2 separate regions of the Homo sapiens genome follow, and region 2 is linked to region 1. Evidence: chromatin loops called from intact Hi-C (ENCODE). Cell type or tissue: psoas muscle. All regions are shown on one strand.

What was found. A loop is a pair of places that touch in the nucleus more often than their neighbours do. Peaks named below come from ENCODE experiments on the same cell type or tissue, not always from the same donor. Only the 100,000 strongest peaks of a DNase experiment are listed, where the experiment ranks them.
Region 2: it touches region 1 in a loop (5-fold over the local background); 44 of 110 quality-filtered maps call a loop at or near these places.

Annotation. Positions count from the first base shown.
Region 1 is chr6:24,426,501-24,429,000 of GRCh38, reverse strand. GPLD1 (glycosylphosphatidylinositol specific phospholipase D1) reads left to right here. Exons shown (of 25, transcript NM_001503.4): 25 at 1-2,500. Among named protein-coding and RNA genes, the nearest start is that of MRS2, 25 kb to the right of the region's middle. In psoas muscle, no CTCF peak of the experiment used is centred here; no DNase peak of the experiment used is centred here; H3K27ac peaks cover 469 bases.
Region 2 is chr6:24,519,990-24,522,489 of GRCh38, reverse strand. ALDH5A1 (aldehyde dehydrogenase 5 family member A1) reads right to left here. Exons shown (of 10, transcript NM_001080.3): 6 at 1,946-2,089. Among named protein-coding and RNA genes, the nearest start is that of ALDH5A1, 26 kb to the right of the region's middle. RefSeq lists silencers at 1-36, 1,406-1,455. In psoas muscle, a CTCF peak has its summit at 1,341 (motif pointing right); a DNase peak (open chromatin) is centred at 1,349.

The DNA.
Region 1 (2,500 bases):
CTCTCTCATGCTGAATCACATCCATGGTGAGCATTTTGATGGACAAAGTGGCACATCCAGTGGAGCGGTGGTAGATCCTGATAGACATGGGGCTCCTGGGAGTAGAGAGACACACTAACAGCCACACCCTCTGGAAATCTGATACAGTAAATATATGACTGCACCAGAAATATGTGAAATAGCAGACATTCTGCTTACTCATGTCTCCTTCCACAGTTTACTTCCTCGCTCCCTTTGCATCTAAACCTTTCTTCTTTCCCAACTTATTGCCTGTAGTCAGACCTGCTGTACAACCTATTTCCTCTTCCTCTTGAATGTCTTTCCAATGGCTGGAAAGGTCCCTCTGTGGTTATCTGTTAGAACAGTCTCTGTACACAATTCCTCCTAAAAACATCCTTTTTTAAAAAAAGAATTGTTCAGCCATAAAGAAAGAACAAGATCATGCCCTTTGCAGGGACATGGATGGAGCTGGAGGCCATTATCCTTCATAAACTATTGCAGGAACAGAAAACCAAACACTCCATATTCTCACTTGTAAGTGGGAGCTAAATGAGAACACGTGGACACATAGAGGGAAACAACACACACTGGGGCCTATGAGAGGGCGGAAGGTGGGAGGAGGGAGAGATCAGGAAAAATAACTAATGGATACTTAGGGTGATGAAATAATCTGTGTAACAAACCCCCATGACACACCTTTATGTATGTAACAAACCAGCACTTCCTGCGCATGTACCCCTGAACTTAAAAGTTAAAAAAAAGTTGAACTTAAAAATAACAGATTGGCCCATGCCAATCAAAGTATAATAGAAAGCATAGTATACAGAAAAAAAAAAAAAAAAGAAACTGAGGGAGGAAAAATAGTACAGAGTAAAGCATGGGGGTGAGGGATAACCTCACATTCCAAATCACTTGTGACTTAGTCCTTTTTAACTTTTATTTTAGGTTCAGTGGTACATGTGAAGGTTTTATCTTTTCTGTTCCTCCCACCTTCCCCACTCAAGTAGACCCCAGTGTGTGTTGTTTTGTGTTCATAAGTTCTTTTAACTTAGCACCCACTTGTGAGAACATGCTATACTTGGTATTTGGTTTTCTGTTCCTGGTCGTGTGTTAGTTTGCTAAGGATGATAGTCCTTTTTTTTTTTTTTTTTTTTTGAGACGGAGTCTTGCTCTGTTGCCCAGGCTGGAGTGCAGTGATGTGATCTCAGCTCACTGCAACCTCCGCCTCCCAGGTTCAAGTGATTCTCCTGTCTCAGCCTCCCAGGCAGCTGGGACTACAGGTGCACAATACTACGCCCGGCTAATTTTTGTATTTTTAGTAGAGACAGGGTTTCACCATGTTGGCCAGGCTGGTCTCGAACTCCTGATCTCAGGTGATCCACCCACCTTGACCTCCCAAAGTGCTGGGATTACATGTGTGAGCCACAGGACCTGGCCGATAATCCTTTCTTAATGAGGATTAATACCTTTTCAATGTTTATATAGTGAAGGACAAATATAAAAACCAAGACTATCACCCTTCTGTGCCCTCCAATACTTTTGTAGAGTTGGCTGTTCTAACACCTAAAGAGCCTAGCGACACTGCTAGTTTTAAGCCATCTCATGAGGGACCTTTGTCGCATTAGGTTACAACTTGTGCCAAAAGAACTAGAGGGAAAAGATGTGGCCTGAGCCACACGCTACTGTAAGGGCCGGAGAGGAAAGCAGGCCTTGGCCTCGCTTGTTCCTGGGCTGTTTTTCGTAGGATGGATTTCATTTGTCAGTCCTGCAGCGTGGCACACTTAAGGGAATGGAATGTATCATAGGGTTTCAGTTTCAGTAAACATTAGCGGGCATTATCTGTAAACAGTAACTAGTTTATTTTGTGTTAAATTGGGAAGAACCTCTTTCTTCTGCCACGGGTGAGATGATACTAAAAGCAGGAGAAAATAACAAATGAGAAGAGCCCTTCTCTTCTCAGCTTCTCTCAAGAGTAGAGACTGGTGAAAAGGGGACAGGAAGAGGAATCCAGCTGAAGAGTGGAAAGTTAACAAGAACATCAAGAGGTACATCCCTAGAGAGCATCTCTGGGTCACTCCCAGGATGACCTCATTTTTCTGGAAGAGGTACATGTGCTAGCTGCATAGTAACCTATGGCACAGCAAAAGCACAAGGAAGCGCCATTTGGTTTTGTTTAGGGACAATTATTGGTAGCCCAACCTATCTGAAGAATTACTTTTAATTAAAAGGATGGTTATTTTTAGGGGACCAGAAATTACTTAGTTGTATTCACTTATGAGTTGAGCAGTTAGAGCACTCTGACATCTGACACTTGAGTAAAGGGATGTTTTTCTCAGTACTGGGTCTTTTCATTAGACGGATGCATTTATATAGTGTCAGTTTTTATGCTTCACTAAATGATAAGGCCTCTGTTTAAACATGACCATTATTTACCTCACGATTTATATTTTTCTCAATGCCTGAATACACCCAATAGCAAGCACCAGGTGGAGGTTAAGAC
Region 2 (2,500 bases), 93 kb before region 1:
CACACACACACGAAAGAAAAGAAAAAAAAGCCACCCAATCCATGTTTTTTTCAAATGGCTTTTATTTTGTTTCCCTGGGGGGTGGGGAAAGAGTGCAATTCTCCTAGGAGACTGTGATGCTGCAGCAACAGCAGAGGCTAAGAGGAATGTGGTCCAACACCAACTTATAGTCTTTTGTTTTGCTGACACAGGGTCTCGCTCTGTCGCCCAGGCTGGAGTGCAGTAGTGATGAGTTCACTGCAGCCTTGACCTCCAGGGCTCAAGTGATTCTTCCACCTCAGCCTCCCAAGTAGGTGGGACTATAGGCACTTGCCACCATGCCCAGCTAATTTTTAATTTTTTTTGGCTGGGCGCAGTGGCTCATGCCTGTAACCCCAGCACTTTGGGAGGCTGAGGTGGGTGGATCACCTAAGGTCAGGAGTTCGAGACTAGCCTGGCCAACATAGTGAAACCCATCTCTACTAAAAATAGAAAAATTAGCTGTAGTCCCAGCTACTCAGGAGGCTGAGGCAGGAGAATCTCTTGAATCCGGGAGGTGGAGGTTGCAGTGAGCTGACATCATGCCACTACACTTCAGCCTGGGCAACAGAGTGAGACTCTGTCACACAAAAAAAAAAAAAAAAAAAAAAAAATTGTAGAGACAGAGTCTCACTCTGTTGCCCAGGCTGGTCTCCAACTCCTGGGCTCAAGTGATCCTCCTGCTTTGGCCTCCCAAAATGCTGGGATTACAGTTCTGAGCCACCATACCTGTCCCCAAGTTGTAGCCTTACAGTGTAATTGATGGTAACATATATTGACATTTTGTATTTATGAAGGAAAATATACTTATTTCAGACAAAACCAAGCTTATTTAGGTTATGTGGAAGGGAAAAACTTAATTACCAAAGGCCAAGGCAAGGATGAAAATTATTTGATAGAGAATATCACACATTTCAGTTTTTTCACAATATAACCTTTCAGGGATATTTACTCTGTTTCTAGAATGCATTTAAAATTACATATTGATGGTACTTTTAAGATGAATGCTTAAGAATATTTAAGAAGGCAGGACCCTGGCAGCAGCTTGGATAGAACTGGAAGACAGGAGCCTTGGCTCAGAGTCCCAGCTCCTCAGCAGATTTGACACTGTGGCCCAAAGACGTCTGATCTCTAAGTCACTTTTTCTTTCTAGAGTTTCATTTCCTCATCTCTAAAATGCAACGTTTGTAGAGCTGATAACTGTGAAGGTCCCTGACAGATCAAATATTCCAGGATTTCCTAGGAAGACATGAGCTCAGGCCTCTGGTCTCCCAGGACAGCCTGGATGCTCCTCTAAAACACTGCTGGCGTGGGCCTGTGCCCTGTAGAGGGCACCTCTGAGGCTCCCTCCATCTCGGGACAGCGAGGCCCCACTGGGTCATAGCAGGCAACAGGGTTTTGAGTTATTCCAGCCACCACCCTCCTCAACATTTTCTTACTTTCTTTCCCTTGGCCTCAGAGACCCCAATTGTTCAAGGCTGTTCTGTGTCTGAGGAGATTATATCCGTTCAGTAGAAAAAAGATCAATGAAAGAAAACTATAAAAATAACCAGATTAAAAGGATAGGGGAAAGAAGAAAACAGAGAACAATTTGACTAAAGGACATCTGCTGTTCAGAAAATTATTTGAAGCCAGGGACTGTACCTTATTTTGGGGGGGCCCCTCTGAGCCTAGTATAACCCTGGTAATAAAAAGTAAGGCATATACTAAATATTTGCTGAAAGAGTCAATGAATAAAGAATGAATAATGGAAGGAACCCAAAAGTTTCCTTATGGGATATAAGGCAGTAGAGGTGGTGGGATCTTTGTAACACACACACACGCACACACACACACACTCACATGCACACATATCACACACACACACATACACACACTCACACATGCACACGCAAACACACATCCTGAAATACTCTCCAGGACTCACCTGTCCAGTGTTCCTAAATTTAGATGCCATGGCCCCTGCTACAGCCTGGTCCACGTTGGCACTGTCAAATACTATAAATGGAGCAAGGCCGCCCAGCTCCATAGAGACCCTTTTCACAGAGTTTGCTGCGTGGTGCAACAGGATCTGTGAGCAGAGGAGAGAAAGCTGTGAGCACAGAAATCCATTACCAGGATTGTTAAGCCTTTGTTTAAAAAAATTACCAAATGGTGAAAAAAGCAAGGTGCACAGTGGTGTACATGGGATAACTTTGCATAAGAAAACGGAGAAATAAGAATATATATTTACATTTGCTTGTATTTGATAAAGAAACATTGGGAAGAGGCTGGGTGTGGTAGTGTGCACCTGTAGTCCCAGCACCTTAAGAGGCTGAAGTGGGAGGATTACTTGAGGCCAGGGGTTCCAGACCAGCCTGGGCAGCATAGGGAGACTCCATTTCAAAAATTAAATAAATAAATAAATTAGTAAAATAAACACTGGGATGACAAGACACTAAAAGTCATTATTTATAGAAAGAGGGAGTGAGTCAGGGTTGGG